2 separate regions of the Mus musculus genome follow, and region 2 is linked to region 1. The links are chromatin loops, found by intact Hi-C in ENCODE. Cell type or tissue: left cerebral cortex. All regions are shown on one strand. Links, peaks and the distances in the headings refer to the core of each region. The heading gives the core; the rest is flanking DNA. Region 1 overlaps Ptprd (protein tyrosine phosphatase, receptor type, D). Region 2 overlaps Ptprd (protein tyrosine phosphatase, receptor type, D).

What was found. A loop is a pair of places that touch in the nucleus more often than their neighbours do. Peaks named below come from ENCODE experiments on the same cell type or tissue, not always from the same donor. Only the 100,000 strongest peaks of a DNase experiment are listed, where the experiment ranks them.
Region 2: it touches region 1 in a loop (3-fold over the local background); 1 of 42 quality-filtered maps calls a loop at or near these places.

The regions. Positions count from the first base shown.
Region 1 is chr4:76,943,520-76,954,110 of GRCm38, forward strand. The region is part of intron 8 of Ptprd (protein tyrosine phosphatase, receptor type, D); the gene reads right to left. Among named protein-coding and RNA genes, the nearest start is that of Gm42302, 160 kb to the left of the region's middle. In left cerebral cortex, for the core only: a CTCF peak has its summit at 4,957 (motif pointing left); a DNase peak (open chromatin) is centred at 4,939.
Region 2 is chr4:76,461,791-76,472,381 of GRCm38, forward strand. All of the region lies in intron 10 of Ptprd (protein tyrosine phosphatase, receptor type, D), which reads right to left. The region is part of intron 1 of Gm42303 (predicted gene, 42303); the gene reads left to right. Among named protein-coding and RNA genes, the nearest start is that of Gm42303, 16 kb to the left of the region's middle. In left cerebral cortex, for the core only: no CTCF peak of the experiment used is centred there; DNase peaks (open chromatin) are centred at 4,217 and 4,735.

The DNA.
Region 1 (10,591 bases), core at 2,333-7,332:
CAGAAGACAATTTACCAGAGAACAATCTTAAATGTATCATGTATGTTTTCACTATAATCTCTTGAGGTGTCTAAGGGATTCCATTCAGCATTCTAGTAACACCACATTCATAGAGATTTGTGTTTTTAATTTTGGGAATTGATCCTATGGCCTTGTACAACCCATCATCCAACCACTGAGCTCAGATAGGGAGAGTTCCTAATAGGAAACACACACACACACACACACACACACACACACACACACACACACACACACATGTTTTTAGATATTCAAGGAAGATTACTGTGTGGCTATCTCAGAAAACTAAGTAAATAACATGGAATATTTGGATTTATATATCTCTGTAAATTTAACCTTAAGGAGAAAAAATTTTTATAAAAGCAACTGAAAATTAATTGAGAGGAATATACAAAAACTTTACATAGCTATTTCTATAATCATTATAAAGACTGATGCCATTACATAAGTCTGTGCTGTAATTATAGGCACTGATTAATTATTGAGGCCTATTTCCAAAGCCTGAGAAGATGGATGACTTTGTAAAGTTACAATAGACCTGATGGAAAAATCAAAGGTAATATGCCGAGTCATTTTCTATATCTAGAAAAATACAACTGAGGTCCATTGCACCGTATATAGAAAAGAAGGCGCACTAAACCAAACAACTACATCCATCCTCATCTATTTATACCACTCTGAGGTTCTTTAGATTTGCGGCTGATGATCTCACACTTGTAAGCCGTCCCAGAGGACGCAAAGAATGAAACCCCCATGTCTTGAGTGTTACTGTTGCCATCGTTGTCTCCCCACTTGCCTGGCATGTGCTGTTCTACCAGTCCAGCAGCAGCAGCAATTCCTAGGTGTGCTCTGATCGCAGCAAAGGTCACTTGACCCAACTCTATGCTTGGGTGTCAGAATGTGTACTAGAATCCACTTTGTTGATGAAAGCACAGCACATCTGAATAATGAAGCTAGAAAGGTAAAGAGGTGGCTGAGTTTGTTCAGGCATTTACTCAATATTGTCAATCAATAGCACATTTGAAACCGGGGTTAGTATCTGTAGAACTGAAGCTTCCATTACATGGAGAGAGCCGCATCCCATTCTGCTCCTTTCTTTGGATGATCTTGGTATTTTTAAAAAGCCATTCAGGTAGTTGCCACATCTCTGCCTCTGAATGTTGTGACGAGAAAATAGTTTTGTACTTTAAAATAAATGTCTTGGCTTTTCTCCAGCATTTATTTTCCATAAATGCTGATGCATTTATCTTACAGCGGGAGACCATTATCCAGTCACAATGCCCAATTCCTTTGACATTATCTCTTAAGTAAAACAGTAGCGTTAAGAAAAGGGGACATGTTGATTGAAAGGCTTGGTGTGTGTGCTGCGTGTGCGAACAAACACTGTGGGTGAAAATCACCCTTTAATCATCACAGGAAGTGGAAAACACATCCCCCCCCCTTTTTTTTCTTTTTTTCTTTTCAGCCCACTGTGTTAATGGGGTTTGGGGACAGGGGTTAGGCTAAAGCCATTTAGAAAATACAGAGTCTAGCATTTTCCTCAGTGAATGGCATGCCTACTCTCTTTCTCATAGCCAAGTCTCTCACAGTATTTGGTAACTTGCATGGCTTCTCTTGAACATTTTGCTTTGGCCTGCCTCAGGTTTTCTGTGAAGACCTTTGCTAACTCTAGCAAAGCTGTTCTTTATGCGGCCATCACTCTAAAGCATGACAACTTGTGTTATTTTTCTCTTTTCTGAGGTCAGTGAGGATTTTTTTTCTTCCTTAATTTTAGCAAGATCGGGAAACTGATGGGTATCATGTCTGATTTCACTGGTGACTAAGTGGACAGCCTCATGATCAGAGTTGCTGTCTTTATTTTGTTATCACTTGTGCTAGACAACATGGCAGTGACCCCAAGAACTGAGGGATTTCAGCCCTAAAATAAATAGGTCACTATGGATGGGAAGGCATTTAAGGAAAGAAGGAAGGAAGGAAGGAAGGAAGGAAGGAAGGAAGGAAGGAAGGAAGGAAGGAAAGAAAGAAAGAAAGAAAGAAAGAAAGAAAGAAAGACAGAAAGAAAGAAAGACAGAAAGAAAGAAACTTTTCTGTGGCTTCTGCACATGCAAATATGATCAGATGATTTTTTTTTCTGTCCCTAATATCTGAAGCTCAGAATCCCTTGCTGTCTGTTGAGTGTTTTCTCACCTCCCTTATATAAAATGGAAGGCATGGACTAGGAACATACACCGCATTGAGCTAAACTCTACCAGCTTCTTCCTTTTTGGGAAAGTGATGTCTCTGGTATCCTGCATTTGGTATATAGATGGTGAGTTGGCAATAGACTTCTATTTCCTAATGTGGGACCTTTGGGAAAGACATATAAAACAAGTGTCATTGAGCCAGGCATGGTGGGTCATACTTACAGTCCCTATAATCAAAAGACTCTGGCAGGAGGATCTCAAGTTTGAGGCAAATTTATTCTAGCTAGTAAATCCCAGGTATGACTGCAATATGAGAAAAATTTTAGACTTCCATTAAGACAGGTACAGAAATATCTTCCAGTGTGTTTACTTTTAAAAGTTTAAAATTCTATTCCAAATATAACAAATTCAATTCTCTGTAGGTTAATCTCCTAATTGGATTCTTTCTTTTTTTTTTTTTTTTTTATTTCTTTACCGAAATATTTTCTGAGAATTATGCTTGATTGCTCTGTTCAAAGTTATTTGCCTTCACAGAATGCTTGTAATGACCTCCGGGGTAATAATCTTTCTTTTTCCGAATGTATGCTTCAAATCATTTTTAGGCTATTTAAATAACATTTAGCCCATGGAATCAGGTCTGCATATCGCAGATGTCACTGAACCTGCAGAACCTAGCCAAGGCCCTGGCCATCTCATGATCACAGAGCATGAGGAGGCAGGACTAACTGTCACACAGGCATGTACAGGTCTCAGCGACCCAGCTTTTCTTGATGATGTCACCCTGGTCCCTGTGACTGTTTGTTCCTTTGCTGGTTCTTTTCAGACAAGCAATGCTTAAAAGCTAAGGGCAAAAGGATCCCAAAGCAGTACTACAGACTTGGCAACGATGCTACATGACCCAGCAACCGCATACAACCTCTCATGAAGAACACGAGCATCACCTCAATCTGTTCTTAGCATCACAAAAAAAATGTACTTTTCTTGTGTAAGTTAATTTTTGTATTATACAAAGTAAATCTCAGATTAGATTGTTTTAAGGCATGTTCACATTTTCTCAATTAGAATTCTCAGAAATCAAAGCTTGAGTTGTTGTCACATTTTATAGGTGCAGAGGCAAACAATATGTGTATCTGCATAGTGATTTGATTTTGAGGTCTACTTTCACATTAAACACGTGTGCATGTTAGTAGCTGGCATAATTCTCAAGCCATTTTTCAGAGGCTCATAGTGTGATGAACCCCATCCACATTACCAAGTGCCCTCCCATGAACCTTGCCCTGATTACTTTTTTTTTCAAGTTCTAAATTTTGAAAATTGTTCATGTAGATGTTCAGGGAAACATCATTAATATGCTCAACTTGGCTTTCCTCTCATTCATCTTTTCTTCTTTGGTAATGTTGGATATATAGCCCATGCTGATCTCAAGGTCTTGATTTTCTTGTCTGAGGTGTAAGTTTTGAGATAGAATGCACTAGCATGCCAGGCCCTGTCACTTGACTTTTGTGTTTCCTTTGAGAAAAACAACACCATGATAACATAATCTATATATTGTTTTCTTTATAAAAACATGAAAAATAGTTATTGTAAAATGATGTTTTTTACCTCATGTGGAGAGTTCTAAACCACTTTCTTATCTTATGTTTGGTACTCACAAGTAACATACATGCTGAATGTTGAAAATATATGCCCTTCTTTCAAAATGTGTTCTTACTTTCTAGAATGATATATACACAAAGATGACAAGCACTGAACTATAAAACATATACATGCATAGATATACACAAATATTTGCACACATACATGAACACATATGTACACATATACACATAAACATACATACACACATGTACACACAGACACATACACATAAACACATACATATGCACATATCTCTCATGTATACATATGCTAATACACTACTTTTTTTCAGGTTCCCTTTCTAGGATGTCACACATAGTAGGGACACGGTAAAGTTGAATGACATGTTTGAGGATGGGCATTGAACCATTACAAAGGTAAGACAAAGGCCTATGTATGTAAGAGAGATATCTTATTTGTAGTTCCTAAGTGGGTCCAAGGGGGTTCTGCTTTGGAGTCTATTGTTTAAAATATTTCCAGTGAACTACATCTAATTTCTAAAACAATTTTTATTAGAGTTTTCTAATACTGAAAAAGTTCACATTTGATTTGATTTGTCTTATGGAATATTACATATTTTTGGATTTTAGAATGAGTCAAGGGGAAACTCTTTCGCACTGTTGACTTTATATCAAACATCTGAATAAATGTTGTTTGAAAATAATCTGTAGATTTCTAACACATTTCAAAAGAATCAACTTACCAAACTTAGTTTAAAATGTCATATAATCATGTGAGATAAAGCATAACTCTCAGTGATGTGAATATCTGTAACTACCACAGTCACAGAACAATCTTGATTTTTCTCTGTTTTCATACCTAAATTCTGGGAGCAGAATGTGGCTTTAGGTCTCTAAGGACAAAGTGAGAGTAAGTCATGCAGACAGAGACCCTGAGGTTATTTCCTCATTAGCTATCTGATTGGGACTTGAGTGTCGATTTGATTGCTTCATACTAAGTAGAAAATGTATCATAACGCTACCTCATAGAGAAGGGGACCCATCCTTCTTTGGCTTGGTGACATCCTCACTCTTTCTCTGTAATCTCACTTACCATCCAGTTATAAACTTGGAAGAATGTTAATGTTGGAAGAGGTTGTGTGAGTGCCCTCTGGTGGTCAAAGTTACAGCATACCCTTCAACAAAAAAGTTCGTGCTTGATTGGTCAACCCTTCTTGGATGGTTAACACTTTTTTTTCCCCTAAATTTCATATTGATGTTTTTATAACATACTGATTTAATTGATAGCATGCAAAAAGAAAATTAATTCAATAGTTTTTATCAAACTCCTAATTTTCACATTCAGGAGTCAGTATTTAAATTGTATAAAAATGTATTAGGCTAGATGTGAGGGCCAACTACTAATACCAGTTCTTGGGAGAAAGAAATGGGAGGATCCAAAGTTTGCTTCCAACCAGGGTTATCTGGCAAAACAAAACACAAGCAAAGACAAATGAACAACTGTTACATTTCTATGTGCACTTGGTGAAGTCCTAGATTGGTTTAAAACCATAGGTTGTTGACTCAGCACTACATAGCATGGCTATGGGACTTATTGAAGCCAACCATACCCCTTTCAAAGCAAGAGGTTTGGTTGGTCTCATTGCTTTCCTTATGCCTGTAGTTCAGCTATGGGGGAAAATCCAGGCATTAGTAGCTTGCAAATATTGGATGGCAGATGATCTGGATAAATAAGGTTAGTAATCTCTATCAGTTTCTTTTATCGATTTTTTTACACTGGTTTTTTTGCTTATGTTCATTTTAGCCAGGTTTCTGCCTTTTACTTTTGTTGTTACTGCTTCAGAAAGCATTTATAAGCTAAAACATGGTGTATGTTTTAAATGAGAGCAGAGAAATTAGAAGTAAATCCAATCATGGGCAAGCAAGTTGGCTGATCTGGGAAAGGTTCTTCCTGCCAAGGATAACAACCTCAGTTTGATTACTGAGATAGAAGAAGATAAGCAACTCCCACAAAGTGTCCTCTGATTCCACAGAAGTACTATGCTAAGGCCATACATTCAACATTTAGAAAAGCAAAGCAAAACAAGAAATACACTAGTTTTCTGTGACTACACAATAGCTTCTTAGAAAGTCATCATCTCAAAAGATCTTTTACTCGTTTGTAGCGTTGTAGGCCATAGCTTAAGCTATGCTCATCACTTGGGGGGTAAGAAGGTTGAAACCAAGTTCCAGGCTAAGTCAGGTCATGCTACAGGATTTGAGGAAGCTTGCTTACACACCAAGGTATTAATACAATACCATTTCTATGCTAGAACTAATGACTTCCTTATCCTAATTTTGGATGAAGAAAGCTAATGAATGCTCAAATAAACTAGAGAAAACAAATATATACATATATAGTTAAATGCCAAACAATATAAAGGAAGCAGAGTAATAATAACACACCCTACTAAGACCCAATTAATGAAATGTATGCTAGAGATGACCAAGGTCTTTAAAGTAGAGCAATTACTTTTGGTTTGAATGTGTGTGTGTGTGTGTGTGTGTGTGTGTGTGTGTGTGTGTGTGTGTTTGTGTGTGTGCATTTCATATGCTTAACAGAACTAATAATAGGTTGGTGTGTGAGTAGTGATGTATGTGACTAAGAGTGGATTTAAGAGATACTTTGGGGAATAGGTTTAAGTTACTAACGAGGTGTAATTACTATTATCTGAGATAGGGTAAGCAATAAAGTTTAGGCATTTATCTTTAGATATGTTGCATATGATACATATGTAAATCATATAGGCAGCTAGACAGCTAAGTATGACTTCTGAGACAAAGGAATAATATGGAGTTACACCTTTGACAGTCACTGGCATGGAAAGCATTCCAAGTCACAGGACTAGATAGAAACACAAGGAGAGTCAAAGTTAAAACGAAAACCAGTGACTGAGACTACAGCATTTCAACATTAAGACATCAGAAGTATGATGAAAAATGAGAAGGCAAGATATCAAAAGAGAAGCAAGAATGCATGATATCACAGACATCATGAGAAAAATGGATCAAGGAGAAAAGAGTGATCAACTGTGTCACATACGACCAATAAGATGAAATAAAATGATTCTGAGATGGGTCATTAGCTTGTGCAATTTCAGTACATTGGTGACATGAATAAGGCAAGTGCTGGCTGAATGATAGAAGTAAAGGTCTGAAGAGAAATTAGTTAAGGCAGAGCATGAGAAGAATCATAGAAAGTTATACAAATGATGCCAGGCATTAGCTGTAATGAGCAGTCAAGGAATGGGTTGGTTTGACTGGCACGTAAAAGTGGACAATGGAAAATTATATTCTTTTTAATATGAGAGAATTAAAACCTTATCTACATGGTTAGACAAATAGTCTAGAGACAAGGATGAAGAGGCAGAACTGCTAAAAAGACACCTTTATCATGGCAGTTGAATGGGATCTAGGGAGACCACTTGTTGACCACTATGTGTCTTTTATGATACAACAAATTGATCACAACATAAACAAGCCATATTTTAGGTCACCACATTATTCTCACTATGAAATGCAATAGATATGATTACTCATGTAAAATTTGAATTTGTTAACATCCCATCATAGAAGGAAGATAGGCATTGTCTTCTATCTATGGGGCCAATTCTTCCCTTATGAGCTATGAGCAGGTAATGAGTGCAGGTGAATAAGAGATATTTACTTTAGTGATTATAGGTATGGGCAGATGGCATGCTTCTGTAAATAATATCCTTCATGTGATTCTGAAAGCAACCTTGATTTAAAAAAAAAATCAGATCATCCATGCACAGAATATACATGGAAGTAAAGGTGGGATGAGCTCAGAGAGGATGGAAGCAGCAGGAGTGTGAGGGCATCAGAGTATGTGATGCAATGATTGCAACAAAAATACCTTATATAGATGTGGTAAAATATCATAATGAAATCCACAATAATGTATAAATCACATATGCCAATTTTACCATGAAAATATGTATCACTTAAATAGTTTGAATGAAAAAACCTGGTTTGGGCTCCATGTACCACTAAGGGGTATTTGGAAGGCCTTGTTATCATTATAAACTTAAGTGCATTTTCCTTGTTCACATTCAAGTTCTGTTCCAATATATAATAATGAACGCCATAGCTATAAATTCCTAACTTCTTTCTATTCCTAATTTTTGATCCTAAAAGCTTATGTTCTTTTTGTGACCAAAGAGAACAAATATGAGAGCAAAAGTCCATGGTATTATTAGGTCTGAAATAAGAAAAGCTTCAGGGTTTGGTGAGTTCTTCAAATGGCTTTAGTTAATATGCCTGAGGAAACATATAGATCCTTTTGTTGCTTCCAAATGACCTGAAATGTGGCCAGTAACCTTAGGAGACAGTTTAAGAATCAGACAATAGTTTACAAGTGAAGGAGAGGAAGAGGCAGAGAAATGGAAAACTTAGGTAATACTACCAGACTGCCGTAATATCACAGTGGAATGAGGCTTACGTTTCCTGTTTTTAAAATAAAAAGATTAAATCTCACAGTCAGTCAGGAGGACAATAATGGAGTTTGTTTATAATGATATTGGTTTTTGTTTCCTTCCTTCCTTCCTTCCTTCCTTCCTTCCTTCCTTCCTTCCTTCCTTCCTACCTTCCTTCCTTCCTTTTGTATAGTAATACGTTTATTTGAAAAAGATTGATACAAAATTTTCTGTTCACAATATCCCCATCTCTCATCTCCTCCCAGAAGATACTCCCCCAAAGACCCTATTTATTCAATTTTGTCTTTCAATTTAAAAATAAAACACAAAAAATACAAAATCTCCATTTTTGTCTGTCCTTGTCTTTCTCTGAGTTTCTCTCTGTCTCTCATCACACACACACACACACACACACACACACACACACACACACACACACACACACGCACACACACAGAGAGAGAGAGAGAGAGAGAGAGAGAGAGAGAGAGAGAGAGACCCACACCCACAAACACCAAAAGAAAAAAAAACTATAAAAACACAAAATTGGAAACCAAAATAACACGCAAGAGACAAATAATATGAACCTATATTAAACAGGCATACTCCCATTAAAAGGTATTTAAAGAGTAAACTTGACAGATAAATCTTTCTTACATATTGTAGTTGTATTTTATCTACCATAACTATTTCTGTGTTCAACTTTATGTTAACTCTATTTGCTGAGCCTTGTAAATGTATACTTTTCTAAGAAAAATACTATTTTGGGGGGACCAAGGTGAACTAACTTTTTCCTCTTTCTGCACACAAACTATACAGAGAAAATTATAATTTTATGTAGAACTTTTTGGCATTTTAGAAACAAATAAACCTGTTTCCTGAATAAATTGCCTGAAAAAAATCTGTTGTATCCAAAAAACAGGAGAGAGAACCTGTAGAGACCATGTGGACAGGTTAGGCACGGCCCCCGGTTGAGGAATGGGGCCACTCACCCTTCTTAAAAAGTTAACCAAGAATTGCTCCTGAAATACAAGGACAAAGAATGGAGCAGAGACTGAAGGAAAGGCCATCCAGAGACTTTCCCACTTGGAGGTTCATTCCATATGCAGCCACCAAACCCAGTCACTATTGTTGATGCTAAGAAGTGCTTACTGATAGGAGCCTCATATAGCTGTCTCCTGAGAGGCTCTGCCACAGCCTTACCAATACAGAGGTAAATGCTCACAGCCAACCATCAGACTGAGCACGGGACCCCAATGGAGGAGTTAGGGGAAGGACTGAAGAAGCTGAACAGGTTTGCAACCCCATAGGAAGAACAAGAATATCAGCCAACCAGACCGCTCCCAGGGACTAAACCAACCAAAGAAGACATATGGAGGGATCCATGGTTCCAGCTGCATAGGTAGCAGAAGATGACCTTATCTGGCATCAATGAGAGGGGATGCCCTTGGTACTGTGAAGGCTTGATGCCCCAATATAGGGGAATGCTAGGGCTGTAAGGCAGGAGTGGGTGGGTGGGTGGAGTTGTACCCTCATAAAAGCAGGGGGAGGAAGGGATGGGGGTTTTTGGAGGGGAAACTGGGACATTTGAAATGTAAGTACATAAAATAAACAATAAAAAAATTGAAAACTGAGTTTTTGGGTGCTCTGCCACAACTTGTTTTATCCTCATTTACCTCTATTTAAAAAGCTTTTGTGGATACATTTGATATGCTTATTTTCTTCACGTATTATAAACTCTTTATATCCAGTCTTGTCTCACCTTTAAAATGTAGATGAAAATAATGCAAATTATGCAATACTGTTTCCATTTCCCAGGTACTTACATTAATTGATTTTTAAGAGGTGTGTATAATTTTTGATGATTCAAGTGTAATTGTTTTCTATAATTAAATCATAGTAAGGAATATAGATGTAGTGATGTGTGGGTATAGAAATTTATATCTGCATTTTAAAGGTTTATTTAATTTATGTGTATAAATGTTTTGCTTGCTTGTATGCCTGTGGGCAATGTACATGTCTGGTAGAAGTGGAGAGCAGAAGAGGGTATCAGATACCCTGGAAATGGAGCTCTAGATAGCTGTGTTTCATTCTATGGCTGTTGGGACCTGAACTCAGGTCCACTGGAAGAAAGGTTAGTGTTCTTAAATGCTGAGTTATCTCTCCAGTTCCTATACAATAGCTTAATAGTTTAACACACTAGCTTCAGTTCAAACAAGGTGAATTTAGAAAATTATTTTGACATTGCAGTGAGCTAAAAATTAAAAGGAGTGTCAACTATTTGTTTCCAAAGAGAACCCTTCCAGTTCTCCAT
Region 2 (10,591 bases), core at 1,990-6,989, 480 kb before region 1:
GCAGCCCACATGTTGCTAGGTGGGTAATTAAAATGTCGGTGATGCTCATGTCATTGCTTTCAATTTCATTTGTATGCACTGTCCCATCGCTCTTCTTAAAAGCCCTGGGCACTTGCTCAAAATATACAACCCAAACAAATAAACTTGATAACCAAGCCAAAGCAGCCAGCCCTGGATGCATCTTTACTATTACAAAAGTCTTCCCAAAAGCACACAGAGAAAGAACTTTCTCAGAGCCGAAAAATGCAAGTTTTTATGTTAACACTGTCACCAAAGAAAGATGGGGCATAGAATCAGCAATTTAGCATTCAATGAGACAAATTTCACCTTGAATGAGTCCTTAGAAAAGAGAATATTTAGGAAGGAGCAGATTTCCTATGGGGAAATCTTAAGGTAGAGCTTGAGTTTGGCAGAATTTATTACTTCCAAGTGCTGAGAAAGAGTTTATATTTAGAACTAAGTTCTTGATTTTATCCAGTGATTGACTTTCATGGCCTTTGAAAGTAACTTTGATAGCAGAGTTCCTGTCTGTCATTTACCCCTGATGCTGACACGGTCATAGCAGTGGGAGCTGCTATATAAAAATGTCATGGGAAGGGAGAAAACTTTACCAAGGCAAAGAGCTCGAACATGTGAAGAAAAGAGGATGTATGACAAATTACTTAGTAGAGAAAAAAAAAAGAAAGAAAGAAAGAAAGAAAGAAAGAAAGAAAGAAAAGAAAGAAAAAAGAAAAACTGAATGTACACTCTGTTGTGAGATTTCACCAACACAGTGCAGGAAGAACTGAAGAACTGCCCGGTTTCATTGTTTAGAACAGTTAGGAAATAAGGCATCTGACCACGGCTGGCCTACAATGCAAGCTAGCACCTTCATCTGGAGGCTCTGCTAGGGAAGAACTGTCTTCTTCAAGATGGCAGCATGTTCAAAACTGTGACAATATAATCTATCACCAGCTATAGCCAAAAGCTGTTGCTTCTTCCACTTCTCTAACAGAAACAAACTGTTCAAACAGTGCTACAAAGTTAGCTCAAACCTATAACAACAACAACAACAACAACCACAACAACACACACACACACACACACACACACACACACACACAAAACACCCAAAATTATAAACTAGAGTGGTACTACCTGTAGCATATCTCATGCTCCTTGCCAAATCATTTTTTTCTCTTGCATCATCTCATAAAGAAGAAAAGGGGGAGAAACTGATTGTGAGATGCAAACTGGAAAAAGGAGCCTGGAGATTGAGTAGAGAAAGCAACTCTGTGTCGCTTGCTCAGAAATAACAGTGTGATAGGATCTCACCCCTGACAAAAGGGAAAACAAAGACTCCTCTGCCTGGTGTTGTTCAGTCACATGACTGAGTTATCTTGCTGACAATGTGGTGTTATTACAATATTTGTAGGACTGGGGACACACATTTGTATGAAAGGAAAATTGTTTATTTATATAAGCTAGAGGTTTTATCCATAATTGAGCTTCTCTCTGTGTTCTTGGTGAATAAGAAAATTCTGAGCCAGGTATCTGCACAAAACATCGTAGAAATGGGATAAAATGGCATACTATCCAGGATGTGACCTACATTTGTAAAAAGCTTCTGAATACGAAGTTCTCTTCTGTTGCCACTTTAAAAGTCTGTGTTTTTTCATCTTAAATTTTCATGAAACCCATCCAGGGACAGTACACATGTTTCAGAAAGAACAAATTTTTCAGTACAGAAGACAGCATTTGCCAGTACAAGAAACCAGCCAAGTTGCTGTGGAAGACCTAAGCAAGTACATTTCAATAAGGGCTCAAACAATCCCTGGAAAACAATTAGAAAAAAAACAAGTCATCATTGCATTCAGAAAGTTCTCAGATATGAATGATGTTGGTGGAAAACAGAGTTCCTCACCAGCTGAAATGTTTACTTGAAGTGAGAATTATTTTTGTGGAAAGTACTAAGAGTCTTGGCATACTTGCACTCTATTGAGTTTGGTCAATGTGTGTATTATTACTATACTAACATACCCTAAGACATATCTGTCTGCTTAATAGAGCAAATGGTGAGGTTCTTCTGGTGAGCTGTAGGCCCCTGAAGGCCAGGGACTCAGTCTTATCCATCTTCTATCTCATACAATATCAGCATGTTAAACACAGTCAATAAATTCCAAATGAAGGAATATACATTGCCACATACCCTGTCCCTGTGGCATAAAATATCATCTCATCAACAGTGACCTATTGCCCTACCTAATTTTTCTTCTGATTGCTAATTGCCAGCAGTCATGTTTTACTATTACTTTAATTCTCTTCTTCTTTACTAGAATCATCTCTCCCCAAAGTCAGGGATTGAAAAGGTTTGATTTTCTTTAGAACAGGAGTTCCTGGGATGATGCTTAGCACTTGTAAAGTCAAGTACAAATATGTGTTGACCTTTGAATAAGGCAATGATTGATGAAGAAATGTCTCACCTCGTCTCTTCTTTATTTCATTGATTTCACCTTAATGAATGAGGCCTAAAAATTATACTCTGAACCACAGTCAATTGTAACAAGATGAATGCTTTCTCATAACTAGAATAGGTAGCAGATTTTAAAGAAGGGAAGAATTGACATGCTAGACTTAAGGGTGTCCGATGCATGTGTCAACAAACCTGCTCAAAAAGATGAGTGATAGAATTAAAAGAGAAGGCCAGGGACTTTCTGGGACTGGGTCTGCCTGATGTGAACAGTGAGATACATGGCAAACCCCTGTCTACATTCTGTACCATTGTTTCTCTTTGGAAAGTTCATTTTTTAAGAACAACACAAGGATTTAATCTACTGATGGGAGTCTACATGCACCTGTAGGTGTTGAGAACACAACTATATCCCATCTAGATTTTGAATAATCATGTACCTTTTGACTTAGTCAAATTTTATTGAATAGTTACAATGACTTTTTTTTTCTTCTTGGGGATTTCTGCATTGGGCATGTCCCTGATATTTCATTTTACCACTCCCATGTAAAGGACTGAGAAAACCAGTGACTCATGGTTCAATGACTTTCTCATGACTTGCAGGTGACCCAGCTTACAGAAAACTTTGATCTGAAGTTTATTTTCAAACCAAGATAGCTAGACATTCTTTGTTCCTTGTCGATGTTTCTAAGGTGTGGTAACACTTGGACAGACTTGCTTTTGAATTTATCACCTTTGATATCACCAAACCAGGTGAGATAAATTGGAAATTGGCCCACTTGCATAGTCTTTCTGGAAAACAACTGGGAAATATGTCTGTGCCCTTTCTACTCTGACTGCATCTCTTGACTTCCACCTACCTGGAATGTCTTATATTCTCCATGCCAGTCTTCCCTTTGGTATCTCTAAGCATAACACTACTTGGTTACTTTGTTCTCTTAATGACTCCTATCTTGCCACGAATTCAAGCTTTTGCATTGAGTAAACACAATCTGTGTTGAGCCTTGTATGTTATGGGGTGAACTGTTAAAACTTCCAGCATCCTCATTTCTTTATCTAGAAACAGAGATGATTATACTTATTTTGCCAGATTATTGGGCAGGCCACCTAGAATTGTGCACTTGAAACTGTCATGTAGAGCTTCACTCCTAAAAACTGTTTGATAAATACAGAAGGAATAATATCAAGAAATTGGGTCTACAATAGTGATTCAAATGAAACTTTCAAAATATTAAAATGTAAGTGTTTGTCTACTGGAGAGAGGATTATCTGAGATGGAGCAATAGGGACAGAGAGGGCACATGGGCTATTTCGGATGGTGATGGACAGGTGTGCAGGCATCAACAGTGATGGAAAGGATGAAGGGAAACAATGAAGAAGTCAACATTTCTTTGAAGAAGAGCCGAAAATAATCTCCTTTAAGGTTTCAGTGAGGATTACAAGAAACAATAGATCAATCTCCTATATATTAAAGTTAATTATGATGTTCTCATGTTTTTGCTTTTAGATGTTAATTGCAGTAAATAATATGATTCTTTGTCTTCAAGACGAAGGGTCTAGATTAATCAGAATTATCACAGCTTAAAATGAGTGGAATGACTCCAGGAAGATTTTATTCAGTTTCTATTATATCTGAGTTCATGACCTATTGTAAGCATCTTTTGTATACATGCATGTAGATGAACAGGGAGCTGACAGCTGTGGAATACCAGACTTAGCTACAGGGGTGCTTCCATATGCTCTGTTTAGCCCACACATGACCTCATTTCTCTAGATAATGCTAAGCATCTACAATGCATTTCATCCCTTCAGAGGTATCTTCAGATAGATTGGCTAGAATCTTGGCTCTGACACTTAGCTGAGAAATTTAGACCATGATCCCTCAAACCATCTGAGCCCCACTCTCTATATAAAATGGCCAAAATATGCCCACTTCTTAAAGTGGTTGTAGAGAGATGGAAAAATAGTGCTACTTCCCCAAGTTTCTTTTATAATGCTTGGCCAAAAATTAACAAATGCTATAATGCCTGGCTTTCTTATGAAGTGGTATGATTGCTAGTTTTTTGTTTTGTTTTGTTTTGTTTTTCTTCCCCAACACAATGTAGAATCAACTGGAAAGAGAGTCTTAGGGGTTGTCTATATTGGTTGGTTCATGCGCATGTCTTTAGGGATTGCCTTTAACTTAACTGATAGGAGAAGACCCATCCCACCACGGGCAAAATCATCCCTTAGGCAGAGGCTCCTGAAGTGTATAAGAGCTTCATGCATCCCTTTTTCTCTGTTCTTGACTGTGGATGCCAAGTGCTAGCTGTCTCAAGTTCTTGCCTTGAATTCCCTGCAGTAACAGAGTGTAACCAGGAATTATGAGCTAAATAAAATAAACCCCTTTAGACTTAAGTTGTTTTTTGCCAGGTTATTTTATCACAGCAACAGAAATAAAAATAGAACATGATGTAAGTGCCCTCTTCTTCAAATAAAACATTTTGTTATATTTTCCTCTTACTTGGATTGTATAAAGTCTAACTAGCCAGCCACTTTATTCTGATATATCAGTGAGTGTTATTGTTTTTAAGAGAACTGAGTCCAGAATTTAGCTATTATATGTGTCTTCCACTGCTGTATGATAGTGATATACAACTGTCTATCTATCTATCTATCTATCTATCTATCTATCTATCTATCTATCTATCTATCTATCTAAAATGTGTGTGTGTGTGTGTGTGTGTGTGTGTGTGTGTGTGTGTGTACTTACAATAGTTTACAAACCTACTTGTGTGTGTATAGAGGCAGAGGAGGGGGCAGGGGATAGGGGGATTGTAAAGGGGAAACTGGGAAGTGGGATAATATTTGAAATGCAAATAAATAAAATAACCAATAAAAAAATGAAAGAAAAGTTTGCAAGACCAAAGGGCCTCTCTTCCCAATGATGCCAGGGCTAAGAAATGGGAGTGGGTGGGTAGGGGAGCAGGGCAGGGGGAGGGTTTAGGGGACTTTTGGGATAGCATTTGAAATGTGAATGAAGAAAATATCTAATAAAATAATCGAAAAAAAAAAGAAAAACCTCCTAAGGTATAACAACTTTTCATAAAACTGAAGGCAGGAATGATAGTATACATTTTTATGTTTTTTATTTTCGTAATTTACATTTCAAAGGTTATCCCCTTTCCCAATTTCCTGCCCTGAAGCCCCCTATCCCATCACCCTTCCCCTGCTTCTATGAGAGTGTTCCCCACCCATCCACCCACACACTCACACCTCCCTGCCCTTGCATTCCCCTACATTGAGTCATCAAGCCTTCCCAAGACCAAGGCCCTCTTCTCCCATTGATGCCCTACAACACCTCTGCTACATATGGGGCTAGAGTCATGGGTCCTTCCATGTGTACTCCTTGGTTGGTGATTTAGTCCCAGGGAATTCTGGGGGTTCTGGTTGATTGATACTGTTGTTCTTCTTATCGGTTGCAAATGCCTTTAGCTCCTTCAGTCCTAACTTTCTCTAACTCCTCCATTGAAGACCCCATGCTCAGTCCGATGGTTGGCTTTGAGCATGTGCCTCTGTATTTGTGAGGTTCTGGCAGAGCCTCTCAGTAGACAGAGATATCAGGCTCCTGTCAACATACACTTCTTGGCATCCACAATCGTGTCTATGTTTGGTGACTGTATATGGGATGGATCCCCAGATGGGGCAGTCTCTAGATGGACTTTCCTCTAGTCTCTGTTCCACTCTTTTTCTCTGTTATTTGCTCCCATGAGTATTTTGTTTCCCCTTCTAAGAAGGACTGAAGTATGCATCTTTATAATATCAGTACTCAAGAGGTTGAAGCAATAGGATTAAGAATTTGAGTACAGCCTGGGCTACATTAGGAATTGAAGTTTAATCTAGGCTACAAATGAAAGCAAAAAAAGACAGAATTGAAGAAACTCAACTCGGACTGGTTCTATTAGCCTTCACCTTGCGTGTCACTGGAGAGCAACTGGAACCCTAAAAACTACAAACTACTTTCACCTGGAAAATTGGGACAGACCCAGTACTCATGAGCAAAACAGGCTATGAGACTTCAGAGAAATGCTTGTGCCTCTCAGCTTTATGCAGGACATTACACGTTCCTCATTCTACAGCATCCTCAGAAGAGTGTGGTGTCCATCCTTTCCAGGGTGAATGGATTCTGGCAAAAACGCTCTTCACCAAGAACTCATTTGTTTATAATCTGAGGGAGTCTCTGACCTTTAAAGCTTAGGGACTTTGCATTCAACAGTAACTCAGCACATTTGATCATGGTTAGGGCTGCATAAATCTACACTCCCTGACCTTGTCCTCTTGGCAAGCAAGAACTAGTTTTCACTGTTTCAAAGTAAAATGCAAGCTTCTTTGCAAACATCTTCAAAAGTTACAAAGTTCAGGGTCATCATAGCTTGGCATGTAGACAAAGTAACTTTTGTTTTAAATGTTTCCTTATTTTCCCCCTTTTGTTTTTTAATGACTCTAGTGTCCCTACATACCCTAGACAGACCTTTATCTTTTTATACTCCTTTCTGTTTTTCAATACTGGGATTATGCCTGGCATAATGGTGCCTTTCAAAGGTGTATCTCTTTTCCCTTGCTACTACTTACCATGTTGTTTCACGTTTAAAATATTTGTATTAGCCAAATTAGAAAAAGAAACATAAGCTGGGCCTTGTTCCAAGAAGTCAAGTAGAAATAGCCCAGAGTAACCTTTGCAACAAATTAATGATTCATTAAGTACCACTGAATTTACCTGAACAGGTAAACATCTTATTTTTTAGCCGTTTGTAGCATTTTATGAGACATTGACACTCAAGAGGCTTTTATAGTGGTAGTAGTTTATCTCTGCTACTGTAAAGGATTCCAGATTAAAAAAAAAAAACAATTATAAAATAAAGAGAATACTGCCTTTTGTTTTTCTGGTCTTTGAATGTTCCTTTTCTTGAGACAAAGATTTAATAATAAAAATTAATATTTTTCACATTAACAGAAAGAATCTTTACAGAAAAATGCAAAAGAATGCTCAGATCTCCATTGAACCTGATCTATATTTTAATATTTTATAAAAGTTATAACTCTCATTGCCATTTTACTTAGACAGACGAAACAGGCCAATAAACAAAGCCTCTGGGTTTCATTATTTCCTTTTTGCCTTCCCATGTCAACACTACAAACTAGTGTCTCCAAGTCTTCCCACATAAGTCAATTCTCAGGTTCTTAAACAGGAAGCTATGCAGGGTGCTGGATGAAATAACTATGTATAGCAAGGGTGTTTATGAAGGGAACTCTGTCTAGGAGTAGTTTAGATCCACCTGAAATGGCAAGAAGGGTCCAGGTCCACCGCAGCTATTAACATTCCTAAGGTAAGTTGTCACACTCAGAATCATATGCACTGCACTGACGATGAAACACTTTAGAGCCAGTAGAGAAGCTACACATTGCACGGGAAGATCATAGTTGGCTTGCATTGCCAGATCACATTTCTCCAGAACTTACAGGAGAAAGTAAAGGAAACACTGTATCTTAGAATTCCCAGTGGCTGGTTCATTTGTGGATACTGGAAAACAGTACGTGGAATCTGTGTCATGTCCTCTGTGCAATTCTTGGTTCCCAAACAGAAAATACTGGGAGGGACATAAGCTGACAATTGTACCTCATATACTATCAGCTGCTTCTTGAGCCATCCAAACAAGCCCAAACACGTGGTGCAGGTGTTTAGGACCAGAGTCAGGGATGAGAGACAGCAATGATGGCAAAAGGAAAGTAAAGAAGAAATAGATATATCTGCTTCAGAGGAAAAGAAAAGGACTCAGCTAATTCCATTCCCCACAGCTTAAAGCCCCCTTTAGTATTCGCAGTGATGTTGGTGGCTCTAGTTAATTGGAGTCCTACACTTCCTCGAGGTGACTGGTGCTTCTGTCTTTGTTCACTGGGTTCTTAGGGTTGGTGATATAGAACATTTGTTTTATCCTGGGCATGGATGGAAAACAGGAGTCGGTTAGATTGATTCAAAGTTATCCTTTTACCAACCCATTATGAGGTCTGGTAAATTGCATCTGTTCTCAGTGATATGAGTGTTGGCCTGTTATGGAATCCCCTTTAAAGTTCTCCTAGGTCTGCAGTTACTCTGGTGTCAGTTGTAATTAGTGAACACACTACTTGCACATCTATCAGCTTTGCTCTAAGTGCTTTCATTCACTTGTTTGCTCACCATACCTTCATTTTTGCATTTACTCATAGGAATGTGTGTGCAGAGTACCCCTTCAGAGAGTGTTGTACAATACAAAGGAGAACACAACTGTTCTCTTACAACAGGGCTCACCTGCCAATGTCATGCAGCAAGGGCTGCTGGTTTGCTTTTTTATATTTCCTCGGTGATTAATACACATTAAGAAGTGGTTTAAGTGGATATCTTCTATCATAGTTATAAATCACAGACTTATTAAAATAGCAAGCCTGCTCAGCAGCAGAGTACTGTTGAATTTCAATGACTGAAACCAGAATTCTAAATTTTGGAATTCCTGATTTTAATTTGGCATGAGAAATTTCCAGACTTAAATGAAATCACAAACAATGAACCTTGATGGCACTTCTTAAGTCAGAATGTGAGGTTTGTTTTGATTTGCTTGTTTTGTTCAGTTTGAGTTACTTTGAAGCCATGGCTAGAATGGAACTCACTGTGTCCTGTGACTCCTTTTGCCTACCAAATGCTAGAATTACTGATGCACCACCACAGCACAGTTAAGTCAGAATTTTCAGGGTAAACATTTTCGACCTTTTCCTATAACATTGCTTATAGTGTAGACATATCCCGTGTTTCTCACTCATACCTTTGAAGATGCTTACTATCAATCCCACCAGAAATGCCTCTGGTGATGTTTGCTGTAAACTAATAGAGTAACCATGCTGTTACTCACTGAAAAACCATATTAAGGTCACTGGATTGTCTCAGACAAGATGTTAGATTCTCTCAAATTGGTTTTTCTGAGTGAGGCTTCAATTCTAGATCTCCTTTATAGCCATTTGGTATCATTTATTGAAATTGCCAGCACTTGCATTTGCCTTTTCTCTTCTAAGAAGCAGACAATCTAGTACAATGTGACATCCTCTAGCTGTCACCAAATGTAACCTAGCAAAATTGTTACAGCTCAGAGCTGTTACTGTCTAATCTGAAGGCCAGGATTATAAGTAATATCATCACCTGAAGGTAAGTAAGTGAGCAAATATCTCAGGTCCACTATACTTCTTTGCCTCTGACAACCAAGGTTGTTGCTCTCAGTCCAAATAACTACCAAGCAGTGATTGTTCCCTTATGTAGCCACTCACTAACCACAAACCAAAATAAGAGACTAAAAATATTTTAACAATTTCATTTCATTAGCCTACATTATGCCTTTTAATGTCCTCTGAGATAAGTAGCAGGAACTGATAACACACGGTGCTCCTTTATTTGAGTAATAGGTACAACTCTTCACCCCTTCTCTTCTTTACTCATTCATTCCATGTATTCATTAAACACTGACTCTAGACCACGCACTAGGGGATGCAGTGAAAAAGAAATAAAACATTGTCTCTGCTTTGAAGAAGGCACGATACTATGTAAAGATCATTTCTGACAGAGCCTTATATTAACCTTGTCTGTATAAATTTATATTAAAATTAAATAGAGTAATTTGGTCTTAAAAGAGTTTCTCCATGAGTAATTTTGTAAGGTAATGATCGGACTTACATGTTAATGAGATGTATCGATTAAACTGGTTAAAACCAAGCTTATTTTTGAATGATAATTATATTTTCTACAGGGTTTCTGAATGTAAGTATGATGTGAATTTTCAGTTTTATAGATGAGACCAATAGGCAGGTGGCTGCCACATACTACTTTTTAAGTACGTGTCCTGATTTTATTTGTAGAAGTGCAAAGGAAAACAGAAGACAGGCAGATAGACAACTCAATTAACTTCTGTTTCTTAAATTTTAGACTTGGTCTTACTATGTAGCCTAAACTGGAATTGAACTTGGAGCTCTATTACCTCTGAATCATGATTGTTGGATTGTAAACATTTGCTCCCTTCCTTGCATCGTATAAAACTTTCTAAAAATTTGATAGACTAGGTCAACAGTAGGAATGAGAGGCAGCCA